2 separate regions of the Mus musculus genome follow, and region 2 is linked to region 1. A link is a contact called in ENCODE Hi-C data. All regions are on one chromosome and are shown on one strand. The core of a region is the stretch at or near the end of the contact, and the rest is flanking DNA. Distances in the headings are between cores, read along the strand shown.

Region 1 (5,834 bases), core at 1,193-3,692:
TAATTGGTTTTGTCTTTAAAAAAAACTATTTTAGATTACAGAATAATTCTATCATTCTCTCTTTCCAACCTTTAAGTCCTCCTATATATCCCTTCTTATTATCTTTCAGATACATGGATTTTTTTTCATTAACTGTCTGTATAGTGTTCCTAGTGCATATATATATATATATATATACACACACACACACATCACATACATACATACACTGACCATTTGGGGGCTGACCATTTGTTACTGGATAACCAGTTGGTGTGCTCTTTCCTGGGGAAGGCTATTTCTCCTACTCCAGGCATTCCTTAGTTGCTTAGTTCTTTTGGATAGAGCTTTCTCTGAGAAGCTCATTCATCACAGAAGGTCATGGTGAACCTTTCTGGAGCTTCAGTCACAGGTTTGGCCGCCAGATAAATTTAGGGGGCAGAGTGAGAGCTTGGTTCCCTCCAAGAATCTTTGTGTTAAAGGCAATACCTGAAAAGGACAGCTAAGGTTTGAATGATAAATGTTCCCTGCAAACTCATCTTTGAACACTTGGTCTCGAGATGCAGTATTGTTAGGGAAGGTTGTTGAAACTCTGGGATGTAGGATAGGGCTGGTGATGGCTCACCATTAGGGTTGGGCTTCCTACCTTCATTCTCTGGTTCTTATCTGCCATCCAATGTGACAAATGGCCTCATGCTGCCACAAGCCTTCAAGCCTGTGCTGTCATGTCTTTCTGGGCCGTGATGGGAGTTACACTGGAATTACGAGCCAAGTGAACCCTCCTCTCTCAGGTAGCTTCTTTAAGTGTTGTGGCAGTGAGAACGGGGCCTCCACAAGGTCTTTGTGGCCCTGGGTGAACAGATGCCAGGACTCCTGGCTTCTTAGTAGGAGGCTTGAGAAGAAAAATCCCTCGGGTGGGGGTTGAGGGCAGGCCTTACTGAAACTTCACTTTCAATATTATACTCCTCTGGTATACTGCAGAAAATCCTTCCAAAAATCTTCACAACAGTGAGGTTTTTAAACAGGTTGGACTCAAAGCATGGAGAACGGAAGGAGAAACACAGTGGGGGCAGAAATTCCAGAGGCAAGCTGAGCTGGAAAACACATGGCCATAATCAGGGGGTGGGGAAACAAAGCATTCCCACAGGACAGTGGGAGGCACAGAGCAACCCAATGTCACTTATACACCTTATAGAAATCCTGGCAGAGCCACCTACAGACTAGCTTATTAATATCCCAATGTTGTTTTCAGGAGAGACTAAAATTCTAAAACGCTTTTTAAATGATGTGTTTTGTATACACAAGTTTTCACCCACACCACTTACAGTTTTCCAATAAAAGCCTATCTAAATAAACAGTTTAAATTCGTTACACGGGGCTGCATATTTCAGTTCTGAAATCAAAGATGGGAATCAATTTGAATTATGACTGAAATCACCATTTAGAAAATGGTCTCATACTGGATGGGTTGTTCTCAGAGGCAGAATAAGCTCTGCCCCATCCCAGGACCGCGACTCCAGGCCAGTCATGTCCCCTGTCTCACTGCAGGACCACGACTCCAGGCCAGTCATGTCCCCTGTCTCACTGCAGGACCACGACTCCAGGCCAGTCATGTCCCCTGTCTCACTGCAGGACCGCGACTCCAGGCCAGTCATGTCCCCTGTCTCACTGCAGGACCGCGACTCCAGGCCAGTCATGTCCCCTGTCTCACTGCAGGACCACGACTCCAGGCCAGTCATGTCCCTTGTCTCACTGCAGAACTGGAAACAAAGATTTTGTCTTCCGAGGGAAACAAAGGCTCTGACTTGCTATTTAGAGGCCGTGTTCAGGGAAAGGACAACCCCCAACCCCCGCGCCCCATGTGTCTCATTATCGTCTACAAAAGACGATACCTAACGGGGAGACCCCATCAGGATCTGAGCAGAAAAAGAGGAGGTTTCCATTCTAAAAGGGTAGGCTTCCTTTAAACAATCGCTCAGCAAAGACTTGGTTTGTGCAACACTAATGAGACCATGGAAGGAACAGGCACATTGATGGTGTCAAGCATAGGGCCCTGAATGCCCTTCTTCATGCCTGTGTGTGGTGGTCTGACTGTGAAGGGGTCATTCCAGAGACAGCTTCTCTGAGAACATGGCAGGGTGAGAGGTAAGGCTCAGAATCGCTGATGCAGAGAAGCCAGAGCCCCATGGCGTCAAACCCTGTATGTTGGAGAAAGAAGCCTAGCGATGAGCGAGCAAGGTCACGTGGGTAGATGCTCTTTCTTTTTGGAACCGCAGCCTCAATGCACGCTGCTTTCATACCAGGGCCCGTATCCAGGATGTCATCCATATCACCCCAGAGCATCCTGCGGAGCAGAACTTATTTTGCCCCCATACACTAAACACTCCAGAATTACCTATAAAAAGCCTGTGCCCACGGCCCATGCCAACTTCTGTGTCCTAGTTCCCAGCAACATGCCATCTTGCATACCATGAGGCCAAACTATTCTCTTCAAAGAACTTAACCCTCCCCAAGCAGCCCTCCCCTCCATAGGAACGCAGCTTTAGTGTGGCACGCCCCTCTTCGGACCCCACGCCACTCAGTATTGTCTCTTTCTCTCAAGTCACATCTAACATCTACATTGTCAAGTAGGTTTGTTACAGGGTTAATATATACTCTAAGACTTTTTTAATATAAAATTTCTTTCCCATGTTGGAACGCGCAAAGAAGGATCAGTGTTGCACCGAGGCAAGACTGAGCGTGGTTCTGCAGGCCTGCTTCCCCCATCTTCACAAAAACCGAGGTCTGTTCCCACAGTAACAATCTGACTGGAGGTGTGAGAGACATTTGGAATTGCTCACATGGCTGCCAGCTGCTGCAAAAGAGGGTGCTGCCCTTCCCCAAATATTGTCTGAAACTCTTGGCTTTTTCCATAGAGCTTCCCACCCCCACCCTCCCACCTCCCAACCCCCCCCCCCCCCCGCCAAACTTCTCTTACAGTTCTTTTTAAAAATATCATTGGAAAACTACACAGAGAGTTTATAAAACAAGTCCCGGGGATACATCAGAGAACTCAGACAAGCATGTGTGCTCAGTCATGGATCACTTAGTGATGGGAAAAGTTCTGAGAAATGTCCTGCGACCATGTATGCCAAACTAGACATACATGGTCATCACAGAGCATGGTCTGAGGATTTGTCCCAGGGGCCAGTGAACAGGAGACAAACTGGGCTGCTGTTTGAGTAAAACCACATTGATTTCCCCATACTTTATTAATGGGGATTGACTTTAAATGACAGAAACATACAGCTTAGGAAGTGCATAACCTAGTAATAGTCATTTCTTTTTACTGTTAAGTGGGAGGTACTGCTAAAATTACTGTGTTTTTATAGGGCAATCAGCCTTGTAGGTCTGCTAACACCAGCAGCCCGAGAAACATGTGAAACATGTGACTACCACATGTGTTAGGATCAGTGCACAGGACAGATTCTTTGCTATATTGTAATCTTATGCAACCACTGCCAGATGCAGGGTCTATTGTTGACTGAAACATTGTTCCACAGCACAGGGCAATGTGTAGATGTGTTTATTTATGCTAAGTTTTGTAGAATATATATCAATATGAATGTGTATATTCATATATATGTTTATTCATATTAATATAAAGTTAGACATTTTAGAATTAAACAAATTAATATAGTCCCGTGTCAAGAGATAAAATCCGAGCATGTTCACTTTCATAGAGAAAATAGTACCTAGTAACTCAAAATTTCACTTACTTAGTGTATTGTTAATAAAAAAAAATCATGTATTTTCTGGTATTTCTACATTTAGAACATTCATTATATGGGCCCTCTGATAGGTTACCCAATCTCTTGTGGTCAGCGCTAAACACATACACATATAAGAAACACTAATTAGCTCTGTAGGTATATACATATGTGTGTGTATACATATACATATATTTACGCACATATATATCAACAATAATTAAAGAAGAAGTCATGAAAGAGTGGTAGGACAAAGGAGTTGGGTTAAGAGGGTGGAATAGAAATGCTATAAATATGGTACTCATGTATAAAATTATAAAACATAATATAAGAACATTAATGACATAACTTCCTTAACAAATAAGAATGTTTCATTTTTTTCATTCATCATTCCACGTCCATACTAATAAAGGTTTATTAAGGACATCACAAGTGATTAAGATAAAAAGAGTGCCATCAATCTCTCTGACAACCATACCCAACAACTCTCCTGTTGTCACTGGGACATTTACCTTGCTGCCTCTTTCCTATTGTGAGCAGAATGGAGTTCTGCTATGCATATTATTTTAATGATGCATCACAAGGATGATAGCAGTAAATCTCTCCAGCAATTGCTAATGTAGCACAGGAGGAGTATTTTTAATCTGGCATTTCTGAGCCATGGAATGTTTCTACCAAGTCTCAGTGACACATCTTGCACATTTATGTAATTATGTTCTCCTTACACTTCACCAGATGTGGAGCTGATGTGTCAAAATAAATGTGCATTTTAAGACTTAAGGAAGAAAAGTGGCAAAATCCTTTCGGTGGCTATGTGCTAGCTCATGGCCCAGGGACAGTACAAGTGTGCACCTCTGTGAATTTATTTGTTACTAGTGAGAATAATCTTAATATTTTCACATATTATTTGTCCTGTAAATTATACATTCATGACTATTTCTTCTTCTTTGGGGGTTTCAACATTTTTACCAAACTGAATAAAAGTTCTCTATATATCAAGAACATTGATATTTTTTGACATTCCTCTAACTTTCACTAACAGGTAGATTACTTTAAAACATTACTTGAAGGTGCCTGTCTTTCTTTTAGACTTATAAGCCTTTCAAGTGGGTTTGTAGTCACATCTATCTAAGTTTTGGGGAGAGAAGAGGACCCATAATGAGGAATAATAAAAGAAGAGATAACAATGACCATCAGTTCCTGCTGTATTGGAAGCTGACAGTGACCTTCAGGAGATGACCTTGGGAAGTGCACTATCACCCACAGGGATCAAGAACAATAAAACAAACAACAAAACAAAAATCAGTCAAACAAACAAACAAAGCCCAAGCAAAGCAATATGTGGGGGAAAAAAGTCTACAGAGATACCACTGAGTTTCTTTTGTGTTTGCAATTTCCTGCTTGGCATGGGGCTTGCCCTTATGTTAATACTGTGTGGTTAATATACCCAGGGAGACTCCATTGGAGACAACTCTTTTTCCCTTGCAAGGTAATGGCAACTGCAGGTACCTTCTTGGTTAAGGGTGGCTCAGGAGCAGTGTCATTCAGGTGCCACTCTCTTGCATCCTCTCCCAGACTGTGACAAATTTTTGGATTGTAAACACATTTAAATCTGAGGTGGTGTCAGAAATGGTTCGAACTGCCCTACAGTGGGCATTATCCAGCAGAAGTAATTTGCCCCATCCCCACCCCCACACGCCTCATTTGGGCTCACACAGCAAAATGGTTTAGGTGTTCTGGTTAGTGATAATCTAAAAGAAAAATGCAATTGGTCTTCCTAAGGCAGAGTGCAGGGTTCCCTCCTAGATAGGACAGTCTTCAAACATCAAAAAGCTGGGGTGTTTGCTTGGGGATTAACCCCAAACTGTTGATTCTTCCGTCTCATGTTTCTGGTATATCATCATTTTCTACATCTCTGATCCAGAAGGAACATCCACTCATGGATAGACTCAGAAACATGGCAATTCTCCTTAAAGCATGAATTCGAGAATTTCCTTAATAAACTGACTTCTAGAGACAGCACGCCATCGCAGGAACAGACAAGGAGGTCATTGGTGGACTGGATTCAGCAGGCTGTGACATGGTGGCTAACACTTTATGACTCTT
Region 2 (5,834 bases), core at 2,422-4,921, 68 kb after region 1:
GTGTCAATTAAGACAATACTAAATCAAAAGACATGATTATTTTCCCTCTTTATTTACTTTCATTTATACCTTGATACAAGGCTTCCTGTAGCTCACACTAACCTGGGACTCACAGTGCACTGAGAATGACCTTGTATTTCCTGATACTCTTCCTCATGTCTGCAGCCCTGGATTCCAGGAATATAACTCAATGACTGTTGAATATGGTGTTGTGGTTGGAACCACCCAGAGCTTCCTTGCTGCGCAAGTCTTTCACCTACTAAGCTATATCCCTAGTCCCCCACCCTTTTCATTTTGAATATAAATCCAAGACCAACTCACATAAAGAAAGCAGGAAGATTTCCATGTACTTGGAATACCCTGGGATCATTTTGTGACCCAAATCTACTAGAAGATAGGAGCTGTGTATAAGAAAACTGTCACCCGTTTTGTCACTGTGAGAACTCATGAAAGAGAGACGGAAATCAAAACCAGACAGATGCATGGGAATGAAAGAAACTATCCAAGAGTTTAGGCAGAAAAAAAATCCTAGATCTATTTCACTGTTGAATCACATGAGGGTTTAGCTATTCCAGAGGGTGCTCCAAGATGAGACCCCTCAGAAGTCAATGCCTGCTCAGTCTGAAGTAAGACCGCATCTCCATCCACATAAGCATGGCTCTAACTCAACCACATCTAACTTAACCACATCTCTGGTGCTCCTACCTTAACTGTCTTTGAAGATCTGGACGGGGTGGGGGGGGGTCCTGTTTGAAAGTGGAGATACTGCCTACAATTTTTCAAGAAACAAAAGAGAGATAAGTCTTTGTGAACCTAGGGGTCACACAGTCTCTGCTCCTGTGTTGAGGTATTGGAAGACAGTGCCCACATCCCTCAGGCCTTTCTCCTTTCATAGAACGCTGGAGCCCTGTTCCTCACCAGAAGGTAACCTTTGGACTAGATCCAGGCATCCTCCCTGGAACATGTCTGCAGTTTACACTGAAAATTTACATAGTGGGCACGAAGCCAACCAGGAGCATGGAGGAACAGACTCCATTTCATGTCGTGTGTGGATCTTGCTCTGGGTGACAGCCAAGTTAAGGAAATACCAACTCTGGTTACAATGATTTAGCTGAATGAAGACAGGTGTGGAAATGATGAGCATACTAAGGAAATACAATGATGCCCCTTAAAATGGCATGAGGCCCTAGCCCTAGCAGAAGAGCTGTTGGCTGCTGATGGCTTCTGCAAGAAAGGGTGGTTTCCCATGCACCAATGTATAATCTCACTGCTATGCACACATGGACGGCACAAATGGACCCCAGGTTTTTGTTATTTTGTTTTGCTTTGTCTTTTGGTATTAAAGAAGAGAGGGAGATAGACTCTGGAGAGATTGAGGGAGTGGAGTGAAGTCGGATGTGATTAAATACATTGTATATGGTATTTATCTATGAAGGTTTCAAAGACTTTTTAAAGGCTATCTTTCCAACATTTCAACTAAGCAAAACAGAACATAAAAGAGACTCTTTAGGGACAAATGGGAAGAACAAAGGCAACTTAGAAAAGGGAGCCTTAAGTCCCTTAAGTTCTCCTGGCATGAATTTCTCACGGACCCATTCAAGAGTACCTAATTCAACGTGGTTGAAGTTGGAGCGTTCTAACCTGGAAAACAAAGTAGTGTGCCTGGGGAACACGAACTTCGCACTTGTCTCCCTAGACTAATGGCACTATAAATAGGCCATCACCTGCTCCTCTCCGTTTAGGAAGGAACCAGCCAGAAGGATTTGAATTACTCACAAACAGAAACACTTAGGAGGAACACGTTTCCAAAGGACAACTGTGATGTTTTCTTGCCAGCAATGTGAAAGTGAGGTGAGGTCTTTAAAGACTGTTGGCCCCGCCCGTGATCCCGCCCCCCTTCCCCAAATCTCTCTTTAAGTTCTTTTTGGTCTTATAAGTAGGGACAAGCAAGTGCGGCAGGGGTGGGGCTGTCGTCTTCTCACACCTAGGCTACCAGGATCAAAGGAGCTCCCTGCTTGGCCTGCTACTGGAGAGGGCCAGTGACGTCATAGTCTGCCACGTTGGATTATCTTTCCTTACCTCATGGAACTCAATCAGAAAACAGGACCCACGCTCGTGGGGGACATTTAAAAAATTGTACCGTGACTGAAACTTTTTCCTCCCGATTCATAATGTGAGCGCCATATGGTTCGGATATATAAAACGAATTGTCAAATACCTAACAGAGTTTCTGTGTCCTTGAGGCAGCGTGAGCTGAATCTGCTTGAGACTGGTGAAAACAGGCATGTCTTTACATTCTAAGCTCTGGGAACACCGTTCAGCAGAAACATCCCGCATTATCCTCTAACCACACAACTCACGAGCTGATCCAGGCCTCGGACAAGACAGTCTGCACAGGCAAATCATGGTCAGGGGGAAAAGTTTGAACCACACTGAAGAGAAGGGAGCGCTAAGAGGAAGTTACCGCCATCTACAGATTTCCTTACAGGGCTCCAGGGAGCCAGCCTGAGATTCCTGACTGAAAATTATGAACCAGAAAAACTGACATCAGCTATTGAGCTGCGTTAATGCTTCTAGCCGTGAAAACATGCTTTAACCATCAGCAGGGAACCATGATCGAGTCCTGCACTTCTCTAAAAAGGGGAAAGCAGCGAGGGTCCCTTCCATTTTTAGCTCACTTATAGTCTCTGGAGATGAGGCTTGGGCATCTGCTCAACACTCCATCACTTTCTCTCTACATGGCTAAACACGAAAAGATTCAAAAGCCAAGATGCACAACATTATCTGGTTTTCATTTTCGCTGTCATGAACTGCTTTCCCAAAGCACCTTGTTTTTTAAGAGTTAAATGATGCCCAGACCAAACTCAGAGAGGAGAGCCGGGGGCGTTCCGCGGACAGGGATGGGAGGCAGCTAGCGCGCCAAGGAAGCCTGAGGACTGCCTCTGCTGCGGGCAGCGGCGCCGGGAGAAAGCGCAGAGTTGGCCACGGGGCGCAGAGATGCTGAACCCACACGCCCTGCCCGTCCACCTGGAGCAAGCCCTGGCAACTTTATTTTGGGCAAAGCCTTCCAAGGAAACTTTTCCTCTGTCCACAGCTCTCGCCCTAGCCAGGCCGGCCTCGGGCAGGGCACAGGGGTGAGGAGCAGCCTGGGGCGGGACACGGTCGCCTGCGCGGTCCCCTCGGAGCCACGGGGAGGCCACTCACCAGCCCGAGCGCGAAGAAGACGGCGAGCAGGGCGAGGCAGGCGCCCATGACGATGAGCAGCAGGAAGACGATGAGAGGGTGCTGCTGGCTCATGCAGTAGTAGGACTCGTAGAGCCAGTCCCGGGACCGCTGCAGCCCCTCGCCGCCGCCCGCCGCCGCTGCTGCCGCCGCCTCGGCGCGGTCCCGCAGGTAGCGGCGCCGCCGCATCGCCTCCTGCCACATCGGGGCGGCTCGCGGGGCGCCCGCTGTGCGCGCCCTGCCCGGGCAGCGCCGCTCTGTGGTCACCTACCGCCTGCCGCCCCCGCGCTTCGCGACCCGCCGGCTGCCCGCCCGGAGCTGTGCTCAGGGGCCTCGGGCGCGGGCGGAGCTCGGAGCCCCGGGCTGGGCGCGCTGACGCGCGGGCGGGGGCCGGGGGCGGCCTCAGGGCAGCTCCCGGGCGCCGCCGCCGCCACCACCGCTCGCGAGGGCGGGAGCCACCCGGCCCCTCGGCCCGCCTCGCCCCACCCCGCGCGCAGCGCACCGGCCTCCGCGCAGGGGCGGCGCCGGCCCGCGCCCACCACCGCCCCCCGACGGCCAGGCTGGGCTCCAGAGAAAGCTTCAGACCGAGTCCTTGCCCTCCAGCCTGTCGCAGGCTGCACAGTGGGGCGCCTCCTCCTCTCGCTTTTGGACTCCAGCCAGGCAGATTGGGGCTTCAGCCTTGTTCTCCACTACAGCAGAGAACAGCCTGAGGGCTACTGTTGGGCTCCTGGAGTCTCCCACCTGACTGCCAGAGTCCCCACTGCCTCTCCATGATCTCACAAGGCAGCAGTGTAAAAGGCTGCCATGCTTTAATACCCCCCAGCCTGGAGAGGGGGTCCCATATCCCTGACCACCCCTCTTTAGTATGCCTACTTAGCAAAATGTGGCTTCTTTCTCACTTTCTCTATTGTAATTTGACTCCCAGTACAGAGCAGGAGTTAGGACCCTCCAGGACTTGTGGGAGTCCTTTTGAAAGAATGGCCCCCACGAACTCAATTACACAGTGACTGGAGACACCTGTGGTCCTCAGGCAGCGGGCCTCTCCTTTTCTCTGCCTTTGCTCTCCGCGCCTTAGAAGTACCCTATGGACCTCTGTGTTTGGCATCGCAGATCTCCCCAGAACCCTTTCAGTCAGACAGGGATGGCACAGAAGTTGGAGCAAGGAATGAGAATCATCCTCTGTGGGCAAGGTTGGCTTGGGAATCACTCATCCCATGCCGCTTGACACTCTCGGGGACCAAATGCACGAAGCATGACAGACCTAGCTAGATCCTCGTGGACAGGCTGGGCAGGCATTTCGTGGTTGTGACCTCAACCTTTGTTCTTTCTAGATGACAGGACTAACCACTGACCTTCAAAAGACTGCTTCTAGAAGGTTCCTATTTTCCTGTCCTTCCATCCAAAGAACCCACAAGCCATTTTTCTCCCCCAAATCATTTTCTAAGGAGTCCAAAACACAACACCGCCTCAAGAGCTATTCCACATTCTCTGTCAGCCCGGAACTGCCTTAGACCTTTGCATGTTCCCTGACAGCAGCCTGCCTACCTGAGTTGCAAGCCAGCCAGCATGAACAGGTAAGCTGAATAACTGTGTGACTCTCAAATGCTGGACCTAGGCCATGCACAGAGTCTCAGACCCAGGGATTTCCAGGGATTTTATTTTTGGACCCAGAGAGTGAAGACACAGCTGTGTTCTCAACCTCGATAGAGGGCAAGGATGGAGTTAATGGGAGAGTTGACTTGAAATCCAGGACATCCCAGCTTTCCTCACCCAGTCCTGGAGGAAATCACGATGGATCCCTAATAGTGAAACCAAGCTTGTCATGGAGCCTCCCTGCCCTGCTTGACCTCTGATAAACAAAACCTCACCCTTTACCAGACATTTCTATGGAGCCTCAACTTCTCCTGCAGGCTCAAACCCTCTGATTGACTGGGCCCTTTCTTCTGAACCAGCAACCATAAATTTTAAGGTTGTATAGGTGTTTAGACATCCCGAAAGCAAGCCTCAACAACAAATAGCACTAATGAATAGAACTTATAAATAGCCAGGGCTGATCCACTCGCAGGAAACATGGCTAAGTAGGCTGTGCAGATTCTATGTGCAGGACTGTCTAGGTTAGGCAGAATTGTGCATTTCCAGTCCCTCCCTGCTAGGGAAGTTCTGTTACTCACCTCCTCTCCAGCTCCCATTTCCTCACTGCTAGCACTAAGAAGCATTCTCCTTCACCCACACGAGAAGGAAGAAAAGACAATCAGTGATCTAAGTATAAAGGGTGGGGAAGTGTAAGACCTATGAGGGAACAGCAATGCTTAAGTACTTTCTTTTCTCTAGCAGAAAAGAAAAATGTATTTTAACATCCGTTGTCCATCCATGACATATGTGGTAAGAAACTGCAGCTCAAGAGATTTTGTTAAAGTAATCTTAAAATATTTTGTAAAAGTGAAATAAAGACAAAAATCTAACTGGAAAGACCCTGCATGTGCCTTTAGGGGGTGTTTAGTGTCCCACTCTTCCATTTAATTAAACAAATATTTATTTTGTGCCTACCATACATGCACTAAATGCTGATGGGGGGGGGGAGTATAGACAGCCTGGGGCCATTGGAGGTGTTC

Evidence for each region. A loop is a pair of places that touch in the nucleus more often than their neighbours do.
Region 2: a loop to region 1 is called in a map of left cerebral cortex, with 2.4 times the contacts of the local background. The contact joins the promoter of Adcy2 here to the enhancer-like site in region 1. A Hi-C loop is called at or near these places in 3 of 37 maps with a recorded cell type or tissue (gastrocnemius and left cerebral cortex).

The regions. Positions count from the first base shown.
Region 1 is chr13:68,929,027-68,934,860 of GRCm38, forward strand. All of the region lies in intron 2 of Adcy2 (adenylate cyclase 2), which reads right to left. Among named protein-coding and RNA genes, the nearest start is that of Adcy2, 68 kb to the right of the region's middle. Within about 2 kb of position 2,443, at least 1 of the 3 ENCODE cell types and tissues checked has a DNase peak (open chromatin) inside an H3K27ac peak, as active enhancers do; it is left cerebral cortex, where a contact is called at or near this core.
Region 2 is chr13:68,995,870-69,001,703 of GRCm38, forward strand. Adcy2 (adenylate cyclase 2) reads right to left here and starts at 3,672. Exons shown (of 25, transcript NM_153534.2): 1 at 3,205-3,672. The coding sequence starts at 3,426. It overlaps Gm35161 (a long non-coding RNA gene), which reads left to right and starts at 3,676. Exons shown (of 5, transcript XR_873632.3): 1 at 3,676-4,796.